Linked DNA regions of Homo sapiens: region 2 is linked to region 1. A link is an interaction called in ENCODE POLR2A ChIA-PET data of the cell type or tissue named here. Cell type or tissue: MCF 10A. All regions are shown on one strand. Each heading gives the region's core, and the rest is flanking DNA. Links, peaks and the distances in the headings are about the cores only.

Evidence for each region. Peaks named below come from ENCODE experiments on the same cell type or tissue, not always from the same donor. Only the 100,000 strongest peaks of a DNase experiment are listed, where the experiment ranks them.
Region 2: POLR2A ChIA-PET joins it to region 1 with 6 read pairs; 2 of 35 experiments call an interaction of 5 or more read pairs at or near these places.

Annotation. Positions count from the first base shown.
Region 1 is chr7:111,900,904-111,908,211 of GRCh38, reverse strand. DOCK4 (dedicator of cytokinesis 4) reads left to right here. Exons shown (of 53, transcript NM_001363540.2): 14 at 6,411-6,535. Among named protein-coding and RNA genes, the nearest start is that of DOCK4-AS1, 96 kb to the right of the region's middle. In MCF 10A, for the core only: no CTCF peak of the experiment used is centred there; a DNase peak (open chromatin) is centred at 4,211.
Region 2 is chr7:111,831,182-111,838,489 of GRCh38, reverse strand. DOCK4 (dedicator of cytokinesis 4) reads left to right here. Exons shown (of 53, transcript NM_001363540.2): 26 at 3,804-3,902. Among named protein-coding and RNA genes, the nearest start is that of DOCK4-AS1, 26 kb to the right of the region's middle. In MCF 10A, for the core only: no CTCF peak of the experiment used is centred there; a DNase peak (open chromatin) is centred at 3,259.

The sequences.
Region 1 (7,308 bases), core at 1,285-6,284:
CTCCCAAAGTGCTGGGATTACAGGTGTGAGCCACCACACCCGGCCAATATAAATATTCCTTACTATGTACTGATAGAGAAATACACATCAACAGATGGAATTGAAACAGCAGTAAGCCTTCTTTTGGAGAAAGTAGATGTGCACTAGTAAGATTTGATTTTCCTTAAAAATATATCCTAAATCTAGTTGGGCATGATGGCACACACCTGTAATCCCAGCACTTTGGGAGACCAAGGATGGTGGATTGCTTGACCTCAGTTGTTCAAGACCAGCCTGGACAAATGGCAAAACCCTGTCTTTACAAAAAATACAAAAATTAGCCAGGCATGGTGGCGTGCGCCTGCAGTCCCAGCTACTCAGGAGGCTGAGGTAGTAGAATTGCTTGAGCCCAGCAGGTTGAGGCTGCAGTGAGTGGAGATCATGCCATTACACTCCAGCCTAGGAGACAGTAAGACTCTGTATCAAAATATACATTGATATATATAATGTATCTATATATATCCTAAACCTAACCAAAGCTTACCACCCTCCAGCTCTAGTCACTGGACCCCCACACCGCTTAGCTTAGACCTGAACCCTGATGTGCGAGGAGATGGTGGTCTTTAACCAATGAATGCCACAGTGACTGAAGAGAGAGTGAAGCCGAGATTCTAATGTGTCACCCTGAAGTTTTATCCCAGACCTAGATCAGACAGAGGGAGGGACTGGTACCTCTCAAATTATGAAGCTTACGGTCCCCACTGCCCCAAGAGTATAGGAGTTCCCCCAACGGGCTGCCAGATCTCCATGCATTGTCTCAGAGTGGGATGGCAACAGGGAACCACAGTTTATCCATGCTCTTGCCTCTGAGCAAAACTGTCTGGAGAGCCCATTGTGGGTGTTGCATCATGTGCCCTTGCTTGCTTAATTGTCATAAGCAAAACATAAAAAGCTACCTCCCAAAAGAGTTCAGTATCTCATAGTACTCTTTTAAAAACAAAGCAAAACAAAAATGAGAATGATAGATAGAAAATAGAGAAAACCTGATGGGTTTTACTCAAGTGTATCTTGTGTGAGAATTGGAGATATAATATTAGTTAACTTTTCAGCCTATCCGTACATTTGCCCTGTCTGTGCTCTGTTTCAGTCTCCAGTTACCTGTGAGTCCTGCTCCCATTCCTTCCTCCTCCTTGAAGGTCTCATGAAGTGACAGAAGCTTGGATATGGAAGTCACATTGTATTAGTTTCCTATAGGTGCTATAACAAGGTGGCTTCAAACAACATACATTTACCGTGTTACAGTTCTGGAGGTCAGAGGATGAGCTAGTCTCACTGAACTAAAATCAAGGTGTGATCAGGGCTGCATTTCTTCTGATGCTTCCAGGGGAGAATATACTTCCTTGCCTTTTCCAGCTTGTGGAAGCTGCCTGCACTCCTTGGCTCATGACCCAAGTCATTCCGGCCTCTGTGTTCCTCATCATATCCCCTTCTCTAATTCTGACCCTTCCCCCTCCCTTTTTCAAGGACCCTGTGATTATATTGGACCCACCCTGATAATCCAAGAAAATCTCCCTATCTCAAGATCATTAATTTAATCACATCTGCAAGGTAACATACTCATAGGTTCCAGGGATTGGAACCTAGGCATCTTTGGGGAGGGGATCTTAATCTGCCTTTCACACACATGAGGGGCCACCCAGCCCACCCATGTGTCTAGTGCATGCATTCCTCTTCATGGTTCCTAGTGGTGGTTTTCTGGCTCATACTTGAATATTTGTATTGACCAAGAACACATCATCACATTTTCTCTCAAAATGACTTATGTTGGACCAATTTCCCTTTCTGCTTGGAACTTCAACATTTTAAAATTCAGTTAATTCTATTGTCTACCTCTTCCTTCTTGTGATGGGTTCTGAGTCCTTTCTTCATATTGTTTATGGTCTGGATGACACCATTTGTGTCTGTCTCTGTGTTGTAAAGATAGTCCCTAGAACTGTAATCAGTATTTCAAAACTGGTCTGAGAAATGCAAAGCAACACAGGACTACTACCTTCCTTGCTCAAGTCACTTCTCCTGACAAAGGCTGAATTGCAGTAGCTTATTTGATGGCCATTCTTACTGCATGGAATTACAGGTTTTCATAGGTAATGTGGGGTCACTGATAATACCTAGGGCACTATTCTTAATCCCTACACTTTAATTTCCTCATCTGCAAAATGGAAATGATAGTGCCTTTTTTATAAAGTTGATATGATAATTTAATGAGATGTTCTACTTCTAGCATTTTGCAAAGTACCCAGCACATAGTAGGTACTCAATAAAGTGTACTGCTGCTGCTGTTGCTACTAGGACTGTTACTACTGCCATCATCATTAACAACATCATCAACAGTAATCTAAGTTCACCTAAGTCATTTACACATTTTCTTTTTTAAAAAAACTAAAGGACAGGAAATTTTATTTGGTTCCATAACTCTTAACAAATATCCAGCTTGTGTGTGTGTGTATACGCAATACACGTGCACACACACACACACACACACACACACATACATGCATATATATAAAAAATAGATAAAGCCGCTGGGACAGTGTACAGTGGTTTACATGCTATGGTGATCATGCGCTGTATCCTTTATCCAAGACATTCATAAGACAGAAACAAGGATTACAGTTTTCAACTACTGACGGAAACTCTTACCCATCTAGGTCAAGCTGTTAATGGATCCATTTGACTGCAGTCACTGAACTCTTGAGTTTGTTCCCAATTTTGTGACCTTATCTTTATCTTGTCTACAGTAGTATTTTGAAAGGCCTTCATATGTGTAAAGGCTCCCTAGCCAGCAGGCCTGCTAAAGAGGAAGAAAGTGTGGTGCACATCAAATTTTTAGAGTAATAAACTTGAGAGGTATGAGGTGTTAATAAACATTGTCAGGGAAATAGCTTTTCACACGGGTGCTATGACTCCATTTCATACTGACTTGATGGTTTCTCTCTTAATTACCCAAGATGCTTTCTGAACACCATTTGGACTCATGAGTTTTCTCCAGAGTCAACCTCAAGTGTATTGATTTAATTAGCACTTGTTTCAACTTGATCCTTCTGCATATTTTGGCAAAACTTGGCACCTTGCAAAATTGGAACATAAGCAAGCTGTAAAATTCCTGGGGAGAGGCACATGGAGAATGTCGTCCAGGAGAAGTGTTCTTCTTGTCATGTATTCTCTTTTCAAAGAAATCTGGTTTTAGTCTAAAAGATTTGCAAAAGATAATGGGGTTACAGGGATAGTGACAGTTAAAGAATGGAAAATTAAAGCATACGTATGAGGGGTTTGATTTTGTGAACGTGTTAATTTCCGGAGGTTCTTTTGTAAGGCATAGAAACAGCATAATATAACAAAGTAGTGTTGTCTCTCCTACCACCTCTCATTTACCCACCTTTACCCTATTCTCATGTTAATAACAAAAACCTGAGACCCAGAGGTTTCTAATACCCTGTATAGACTGATGTCACACACCATAGCAGTAGCACAGACTAGAACCTGTATCTCCTTATTCTGATTGTCCTGTGAACCTAATGCCTTTAGTGTATTTGAATTCAGAATCTCTTTTGTAAAGAAGAGATAGGAGAATTCAGCTGTGTTATGAGCTAAACAGGCCTTGGGGACTGGCCTGAGAAGCTAATGCCCTTTGGAACCTTACTCCTTTGTCGAACACTGTAGCCTACTCAGGGTGCTCATCTTCTCATGAGGCCTTCTCTTATTACCCTGTTGAAAATTTTAACTCTCCCTCCATCCCCATTCAATACTCTGTATCCTCCTTCTCACTTTTATCCACAGTGCCTATTATCGCTCAGCATACTATATATTTTACTTATTTATGTATTTATTAAGGACTTACACCTGCTAGAATCAAGACTCTGGGGAAAGAATTTTTGCTGTATTCACTACTGAATCTTCCTGGCTTGGAATAATAGTATCTAGCATACAGGAGATGCTCAAGAAACATTCGTTGAATAAATACAGGTACATAGAAAAAGAATTTTGTGATGCTGGCAGTACATCCCTCATTTTCCCTCCTTTGGGCCTAGCCTACGGACAGAGGGAAACAGGTTACCTTGCAAACCTCCCTTATCACCTCTTGCCTTTGCTGGAGTCTGAGAGGCCACGTCCTTCCAGCAGATAACAGTGGAAAGCACCTTCCCAAGAAACACTTAGTCTTTATTTTGCAGGACAGTTAATCCCTGTGTGGTTTGGACAAGCTAATTACTCATTATAAGAAATTCCTAAGGTAACAACCCCTGTAGCTATACTTCCCATTAGTCAGTGTAGGTTTTATAGGCTATTTGTAGCAGAGCTACTTATTATGTGTCACTTACTCCAAGAAGCAAAAGAATTCTGCTGTTTTTAGCCAATATATTTTGCTCTAAAGTATCTTGATTTGAGTGTTGTTTTTTTTACCTGCCACATCTGTTCGTGGAAACATTATTGTCAAGAATTTCCTCCCAAACCTCTTGTTAAACTAGCATGTGCAGACCATTGTGTGTACCAGACCTATTTTTTGTTTGTTGAAGTCAGTTGATTTGCTGTTGATTCTATAATGGAATTGTTAAATAAATAACATCAAATGTGGGAGTAAAAAATATATGTAGTAATCAAGTGAAATAGAAAGTCTAATAAACATAAAATGTACTGGGCCATTCTCTAAAAATTAGTAATGGAAATAGTTAAAACAGAAAACTTTCAAAGCACACAAATATAATTTTTAAAGTGTTGAAATATGTTGCTTTTCTCCTGGACTTTAAGTTCATTGCCTTCCCAAGTTGGTTTGTATGAGCTGTATAAGAGTACTAGAAATTCATAAGCCAGAGACCTCTGTATTGTTTCCACTAATGTATGTTTTATAGACTCTTTGTAAAGGGTGACTAAGATGTAATTCTTTTTAGAACTTACCCAGTTTTTCTGTTTTATGGCCCACCTGTATCCTTGTCAGCCTAGGTCATTTGTAAATGATGCCATCATAAAAAGTTGGTCTTTATGGAGGAAGATGATCTGGCACACTGATATTCTCCCATGGTCCATGGTATTGAGGAACTAGGATACTTCCTTGTGCACACTTTGACGAAGAAGTTTTATAAAACTCCCAATTGTAGACATAGTTATATGGTTATTTTTCTTTCTAGTGATTTTCTTTCTTATGGGGAAATTTTTTATTAGAAAACAGAGTATTCAAGGTCAGGAGATCGAGACCACCCTGGCTAACAGGGTGAAACCCCATCTCTGCTAAAAATACAAAAGATTAGCCAGGCGTGGTGGCACGCACCTGTAGTCCCAGCTACTCGGGAGGCTGAGGCAGGAGAATGGTGGGAACCTGGGAGGCGGAGCTTGCAGTGAGCCAAGATCCCACCTCTGCACTCCAGCCTGGGCGACAGAGCGAGACCTCCCTTTTTTTTCTCAAAAAAAAAAGAAAAGAAAAAAGAAAACAGTATTACTTTTGATTTTTTCAAGTGTTTGAAATATGTGTTAAGTAAAAATAAATTCGACCTTGCCATCTCACCATTTACCTTTAAAAACTTTCTAGTTGTGCTTTGTTGACTTATTTCTCACTTCTCTATGCATTTATTATTTCCCGCTAGTTTAATTTTTATAAAAGAAGTAAAAGCATGCTGTTAGCACATTTGCCTAAGTTTGCTAGTTGGCATCAAATTTATCTTTTTTTATCTTGCAATAATAAGAAAGGGTTGAGATTTTTAAAAACTCAAGTTTTATAAATCACCAGTAGAGAAAAAATCGACAGTATATATGTACATAGAATGTGTCTATTTGAATATAGGGCCTTTCTCAATTGTTTTATAGCTTGATGATATGAAATATTAAGCCGAGTTTGTCTGTATGACGGAATTATTCTACATCTGTGTTCATAAAATGCTAATCTGGATTCTTCCAGCAGTGAGATCATTTTGTCCATGAATTTTGGAAAAGATTTAAGTTGTAATTGTACCCTTTACAGTCCTATTATTTTACTACATTTAGGTATTTCTCCTACCCTAAATTGCTATGACTATAAAGTAATAAGACTGGTTTCTCTGAGCCACCCCTGCTAGGCTGTCATTTTATAATCACACCTCATAAATAAAATGAGGGAAATATTGAAAAATGGTGAGACTTGACAATACCTTCCTACTTGGTCCCAGTATTCACCTCCTAGATGTAGAATTACAGTGTTTCTAATTCAGACTAGCAGAGGCTGGCTGTTATTCTTCTCAGATGTTGGCAGTAAGGGTGAGGACACTTTTATAAAAATGCAAATATATTTGTACTTTTATATGTATGTATAGCAGTATATTGTATAAACTAAAGTTTTTCTTGATAGAGCACTTTATTACATTTCCTCATATATATATAACATGGTTTTAATTTTCCTTTCCTTATAGGTGAAATGAGGAATGATTTATATATCACTATTGAAAGGGGAGAATTTGAGAAAGGAGGGAAGAGCGTGGCCAGAAATGTGGAAGTTACGATGTTCATTGTAGACAGTAGTGGCCAAACCCTGAAGGTATGTTAATACTTGATATTTCCAGGTCAAACAAGTCTGTATAATTGCTTTCACTTAATCTTTAATGTGATCAGTTATTTTCTGATTTACGATCAGTTAATTTCTGATTTGCGTTATTTTCTATCTTATTTTTCTCCTTCACCCCTGTGTAGTTTTCTTTCTTTTGTTTTTTAATTCACTAAAATTCCTTTCAGAAAAGAGAGCAGAAAAACGCAGTCTTCATGCTGAAGACAAGCCAGGAAAAAAAAACAACAACTTTTACAGTTTGCTTAATTCATTGTGTCAATAATTTTCTTACAGCAGCTATTACTTAAAAGCAGCTTTTTTTTTTTTTTTTTTTTTTTGAGACAGAATCTTATTCTGTCACCAGACTGGAGTGCAGTAGTATGATCTCCACTCATTGCAACCTCCCTCTTCCAGGTTCAAGCAATTCTCGTACCCCAGCCCTTCAAGTAACTGGGATTACAGGCGTGCGTAACCATGCCCAGCTAATTTTTGTATTTTTAGTAGAGACAGGGTTTCACCGTGTTGGCCAGGCTGGTCTCGAACTCCTGGCCTCAAGTGATCCTCCTGCCTTGGCTTCCCAAAGTGCTGAGATAAATGCAGCATATTTTTAAAGCCATTTCATTATTTAATTCTATATATTTTCTTTCTGACCAAAATAGGCATGAAGACTAGGGTACTACTTACTAATTGGGGTGAGAATAGCAGGTGTTTTTATGGAAGAAGTATTTTTCATGAGCCCCTTCTTCATAGAGACATACAGTTGCCCA
Region 2 (7,308 bases), core at 1,338-6,337, 70 kb after region 1:
AGTTTATTCCTTCTTATTGCTGAATAGTATTCCATTGTATGGATATACTGCAGTTTGTTTATTCATTCACCTCTTGGTAGACATTTGAGTTGTTCCTGGGTTTGGCTATTGTGTTCCATTTACCTGTTTTTCTGTTTTGACACCAGTAACATACTATCTTGATTGTCATGTTTTATAATAAATCTTAAAGTCAGTAAGTGTAAGTCTTCCAACTTTACTTTTCTTTTTCAAAGTTGTTTTGACTATTTTAGATCCTTTTCACTCCTTATGGATTTTAAAGTTAGATCAGCCTTTCAATTTCTAATCCCCAAAGCTATGCTAGGATAATTACTGGGATTGCATTGAATCTATATATCGATTTGGGGATAATTGACATCTTTTTTTTTTTTTTTTTTTTTTTTTTGAGGTAGGGTTTCGCTAATGTCACCCATGCTGGAATGCAGTGGTGCAATCTTGGCTCACTGCAACCTCCACCTCCTGGGTTCAAGCAATTCTCCTGCCTCAGCCTCCCAAGTAGCTGGGATTACAGGCTTGTGCCACTACACCCGGCTAATTTTGTATTTTTAGTAGAGCTCAGGTTTCACCATGTTGGCCAGGTTGGTCTCAAACTCCTGACCTCAGGTGACTCACCCGCCTCAGCCTCCCAAAGTACTGGGATTATAGGCATGAGCCACCACGCCCAGCCAAAATTGACATCTTAACAATATTGCATTTCCCAATCCATGAACATGTAATATCTTCATTTTTTTTAAGTATTTAACTCCACCCCTCAGTGTTTTGCAGCCTTCAGTGTGCAGATTTTATACATCTTTTGTCAAATAGATCAGTAATTATTTCATATTTTAATGATATTATTTTAAATTTCAATTTCTGATTGTTCATTTTTAGTGTGTAGAAGTAAAATTTATTTTTGTACATTGATCTTATATTTTGGAATGTAAATAAACTCAATTAGTTCCAGTAGCTCTTTATCAATTTCATAGCTTTTTCTATATACACAGCTACGCTTTCTGTGAAGAAAGACAGCTTTTTAAAAATTCCTTTCAAACCTGTATTCCTGATTGCCTTTTCTTGCCTTATTGCACTGACTAAAACCTTCAGTACAATGTTGAATAGAGGTGGTGAATAAGCTTTGGGAGGTTTGAAAAGTCTTTATTTTGTCTTTGCTTTTGGAAGATATTTTTATATTTTATATTTTGGAAGATATTTTTCTTGGTTAATAGTTTTTGGGGTTTTTTTTCCTTTTAGTTCTCTGAAGCTGTTGCTCCGTTGTCTTTCAGCTTGTGTTCTTTCCAAGAGAAATCTTTTCTCATCTTTGTCTTTGTTCTTCTCTATGTAATGTGCCCCTTTTTTTTCTGAATAGTGTTTTAAGATTTTCTCTACCACTGGCTATAAGCAATTTGATTATGATGTGCCTTGGTGTAATTTTCTTCTTGTTTCTTGTGCTTGGGGTTTGTGGAGATTTTTTGATATACAGGTTTATAATTTTCAAAGAGTTTGAAAAAGTTTTTTTCTCATTTCTTCAATTATTTTTTCTGTCTCTTCCTTCTCTCTGAGACTTTCAGTTACATAGATATTCTGCTACTTGAAGTTGTCCTCCAGTTCACTGATGCTTTTTTCTGTTTTTCTTTTTATTTCAGTTTTTTCTGTCTATGCTTTATTTTGGAGAATTTCTACTGCCCTACCTTTCAAGTTCAATAATCTTTTCTTCTGCAGTGTCTAATCTGCCACTCGACCCATTCAATTAATATTCATCTCACAAATTGTAGCCTTCATCTCTAGAAGTTTAATTTGGGCTCTTTTTATGTCTTCCATGTCTCTAAATTAACATATTCAGTCTTTCCTCTAGCTTCCTGAAAAATTAGAATACAGTAATATAACTATGTTAATGTTCTTGTGTGGTAATTCTATTATCTATGTCATTTCTGGATCTGTTTCTATTGATATATTACTTTTTCTCCTCATTTGCGTCATTTTTTCCTTCTTCTTGACCTGCCTGGTGATTTTTCATTGCATGCCAGTTATTGTGAATTTTACATTGTTGACAGGTGGATTTTTTTAATTTCTAAAAAATATCTGAGCTTTGCTATAGAGTGAGGTTAAATTTATTGGAAACTATTTGATCATTTTAGGTCTTGCTTTTGAAATTTGTGAGGTAGGACCAGAACAGCATTACTCTAGGAGTAGTTTTTCTCCAGTACTAAGGAAACACTGTTTTTGGTACTCTAACTAATGCCTTATTAATTGTGAGGTTTTTCCAGTCTGGCTGGTATTAAAAAAAAAAAAAGGCTCTATTATTCCCAGTCCTGTGTGAGCACAAGGCACTGTTCTCTCAATCCTTCTAGATCATTCTTTTCCTAGTGTTGGGTTGGGTTACTACCTTACACACATATACAAAAATATTAATAATATTGCCTTTAAACTTTTTATTTCTTTTGTTAAATATCAAGGATTCCCATGTTCATTAACAAAGTATATGTTGAGCTTGAAGGATGTTTCTTCTGGCCCACACTGGTTAGTTTCTTGAATATTTACCCTAAAAAATGTATATAGATAATTATTTGTCATACCTGTGTGTTGCAAATGATTATCTGCAAACAGAGATCTAGCCTGAGTACCTGGTTGCCTTGACATGGTCTTTAAGTATTATAGCATCCTTGGGTCTCCCATGGCAGTGGGCGAGGATACATTGAATTTTCCTCACCCAGCTGCTTCTGTTGAAAAATTCCCTTCTCAGGGCTTTTAGTCTCTACTTATAAAGTCTGTAGTCTCTTTCCATGTAAAATCTAAGAAACCAGTTCCCAATTAAATTGCACTTCTGTAAATATACAGTTAGTTACCAGTGATTGCCTCTCCTATTGTATTTGTTTTGTTTTAAATGTTATTACTCTGTTTAAAAGTAGATAAATTCTTTGCTGAGCACAAAAGGTTGCATTGAAAATGCAAGCATTTTAAATTAGAAGTTCATTCAAAAATGCAAGTGATAGCAATTTTATGTAGGTCTTCAAATCCATAGATGCTATGTTTACTTTTTTATTGTTAATTTTTAAGAATTAGAATTTATGGTTACAAATCACATAGAGCCCAAGCACAAAAAGAATGGCCAATTAAAAAAATTGTTTTCAATCTTCCAAGACATCTGAATAAAACTATTTTTTAAAAGGAGATTGAAATGAACATTATGCAACATATGGCATTCATTATACCCTGTGAGTCAGCAGATCAACTCTCTGATGAGTTGGAGGAGGTCATTTGAATTCAAAAATGGAGCATGAAGCTACAGGAAGGGCTTTGGAGGCAGAAAGACTGGGGATAATGCCAGCTCTGCTACTTTCTAGCTGAGTGACTTGGGGCAAGTCATTTAGCACATCAGAAACTACATTTTACCTTCTTCAAAAAGGTATTATACCCCCTACCTCATAGTGTTGATATGAAGCTTAAATGTTAGAATTATTACAGACATGTTAAATGCTCAGTAAATGATCATAAACCCTCGGTGCCTTACCTTCTTTAAATGTGTGAAGTTAGTTCCCAAGTGAAAAGCTTCCACTCAAGTTAAAAAAAAAAATCCTCCCTAAAATTATAAATTTGTGAATACCAAGTAAATAAATGGTAATCATCATAGGGAGTTTTGGCTGTGACATTTTGGATAATTTATATTAAGAAGACTTCACAGGGCAAGTTTGGATCATCGTGATTTCATTTTAACCTATTCTCTTTGAGGACAGTTCAGTGTAAGTTACTGATGTTCTTTTACGTCCTTACTAAAAATAAAATGTATGCTTTTTTTTTTTTTAACTTAGGGGGAGTTTGTTGCTTGTCTCCTGTCCCTATTACGACAAATGACAGATAGACATTATCAACAGCTTCTTGATAGTTTTAATACAAAGGAAGAACTAAGGGTAAGTGACATTTTAAAATGTTTTCTTTAACATATCTTTTGGGTTTATCTTGTTTTTATTCATCACTGTTGAGATAAATCCTAGACAATTGCTTTACCTGTTTCCATTAAGTTCTAAGCTGTTTTTCTCAGCCTCATCCACAGATCTGCTCATCTATATTGGCTTTTAAAGATTTCTATTACTCAAGCAAAGCTATTAACTCTCATTTCAGAGAAGGATATAGGATGTGAAGTACCTGTCATCAAAGTTCAATAAACTAGAAGCAGAATAACAGAACTGAAGAGATAAAAACAAATAGATTAACTACGTGAACCTAGAAACATTGCCTTAATAGAAGATAAAAGAGAATATGTAAATATGTTCACTCATTTCATCTCACTAAAACCATAATGAGAAGTTCTGGCTACAACTTTTTGACTAGGGATACAGAGTTGTATTTGATATTCTCTATCAGCTATAGTCTAATCAATATGCTGTGCTACTCTGACAAGCTGACATTAAATAGGAAATAAGGATGCCAGGTTTATAAAAATCCAGTATTTGCTGAGATTCACAGAACTGTAATGCATCCTTCATGGTTTCACTAAATGCTTGATTATTCTTAGTTGGAGGAATGATATGATCTGTCATCTTCCTTATTTACTTTTATTTCTCTTCCATCTCTTCAGTTTTCTGGACAAATTTCATATGGAAACCATCATATTAGAATTGTTGCTTTTAAGCTGGGTGGTGGAGAATTATAGGACCAAAAGTACAGTTCTGCTATGACATTTGCTTGATTGGAAGCCTTCCCAGTGCCTTAGGGGAAGAAATTGTTGATTTTTTAATATAGATAGTACATAGGGGTCACTTATCTTTGACTTTAACTGGAAAATATTGTATGATCTCAGAAAAATCTTCCTGTTGTTACCTTAGAGAACTTGAAAAGCTGAGTCATATAAAACAAAGAATCATTTTTGGCAGATTTAATCCCTCAGCAGTCAGTCATTTGGCATATGGCATCATGTTTTTCATTCTTACATTGAATCTTTTTTCTTTTTTTTTTTGAGGCAGGGTTTTACTGTTACTCAGGCTGGAGTGCAGTAGTACAATCATGGCTCACTGCATCCTGAAACTCCTAGGCTCAGACAATCCTCCTGCCTCTGCTTCCCAAGTAGCTGTGACTACAGGCACATGCTACCACACTTAGCTAATTTTTAAAATTTTTTTGTAGAGGCAGGGTCTCACTATGTTGCCCAGGCTGGTCTCAAACTCCTGGCCTAAAGAAATCCTCCCATCTCAGCCTCCTAAAGTACTCAGATTACAGGCATGAGCCACCATGCCTGGCCTTACATTCAATCTTGAATTTAGAATTAAAAATGGATAAAAGGCCTTAGGACTTACCCACTCTGAGTACAAAAACCCATAATGTCAAAAGGAAGAGAACTGTGCATTTATTAACTTTCGTTAGAAGCTGTATTCTTAACACAGTTAAAGAATCATTAGGTTTTACTTAAGAAGTCTATGACTTCATATTTGAAAATTTCCCATAGGAAAAGCGTACATATTTTTATGGAGCCTGGGAATTAAAAAATAGCAGAGAAGCATAAACTGAAAGACATGACTAATTATCCAGGTGTTGAGTTTTATGCTTTGGTATTCATGTTAGCAGTAATAAAACAAATGGAAATAATGAATAAAATGTTTTATGTGGACTTTTCTCATTTCAGTCAGCCAATACACCTCTTCCAAGGACAATTATATTACCCTCTTTAAAATTACTGAGGCTGGCGGGGCGCCGTGGCTCAGGCCTGTAATCCCAGCACTTTGGGAGGCCGAGGTGGGTGGATCACCTGAGATCAAGGCCAGCTTGGCCAACATAGCAAAATCCCATCTCTACTAAAAATACAAAAATTAGCTGGGCATGGTGGCTCGTGCCTGTAGTCCCAGCTATTTGGGAGGCTGAGGTGGGAGAATCGCTTGAACCCAGGAGGCAGAGGTGGCAGTGAGCTGAGATCACACCACTGCACTCCAGCCTGGGCAACAGAGTGAGACTCCGTCTGAAAAAAAAAATAGCAAGGCCTTCTGACTAGGAGAATTATTTAATAATATTAATTACTTCATCTGCCATTCAGGAAGTGGATATTGAGCAACTCAAGCATGGCAAGCACTGTGCACCACGCACTAGGGATGTAACCAGGCACAAGATACCCTGTTCCTGTAGGGGAGTAATCAGGCAAATAATGGGCATGAGCACCCTGAGTGGTGAATGTTCAGGGTAAGCACGCGATGCTATGGAGCGTGTGGGAGGTGCTGCCAACCCAGACTCAAGGCAACAGGAAAACTTCCCAGGGGAGGTCTCAGCTGAGAACTGAGGTTAGTAGGAGTGTGCTAGATATATATTTGGCTGGAACATTCAGACCTCTCTATTAAAATATCACCTGAATGCCCCGACTGACACAGCACACTCTCTACCCCACCTTTATAATACTTATTGGAATCTGGAATATTTTTGTTTATTTGTTTATGTGTATTTCCCAGTTTATGTATATATCCCACTGGGCCATAAGCTCCTTGATATCTGAAGCTTTGTCTGGCTCACTGCTGTATCCTTAGATTCCAGACCATTCCTAGCACATAGCAGGCATTCAAGAAATAGTTGTTGATCATTTGATAGAATATAGAGTTTAAGGCTGTATGAATGAGTGTAGACTTTGTTTTGAGGACATTTTGAAGCTTGTGATTGTTTTAAGAAGGGAGAGATAAGATCTCATTTGAGGGAAGAAAGACCTGTCTGGTTGCACTATTGAAAATGCATTTGGCCAGACACGGTACCTCATGCCTGTAATTTGGGAGCACTTTGGGAGGCCAAGGCAGGAGGATCACTTGAGCCCAGGAGTTAGAGACCAGCCTGGGCAATATGGCAAGACCCTGTCGCTATAAAAAGTTTGTAAAAACTAGCTGGGTATGGTGGCACACATCTATAGTCCCAGCTACTCAAGAGGGTCAGATGGGAGTATCGCTTCAGCCAGGGAGGTGGAGGCTGCAGTGAGCTGTGATTGCACCACTCCTCTCCAACCTGGGCAACAGAGGGAGACCCTGTCTCTAAAAAAAAAAAAGAAAAAGGAAAGAAAAGAAAGAAAGGGGATTCACTGAAGTCAAGATGAGAGGCAGAACCCTGTAAAAGATTTTAGGTAGTAACCTAAGCTAGAAATGACTGTGGCTTGAAGTAGAGGCGATTGTGGAGATAGAGTCTAGGGACATTTAGGAAGTTGAATTGGCAGGACTTGATGACTGATAATATTAAAAAGGTGAAGGAGTGGGAGGAGTTGTAAGTGACTCCTAGGCCTTTTGACAATTGGCTGGGTGTTGGTGTGGTGCCATTCACTGCATGAGGATCCCAGGAGGAGTTAGGTATTCAGGTTTG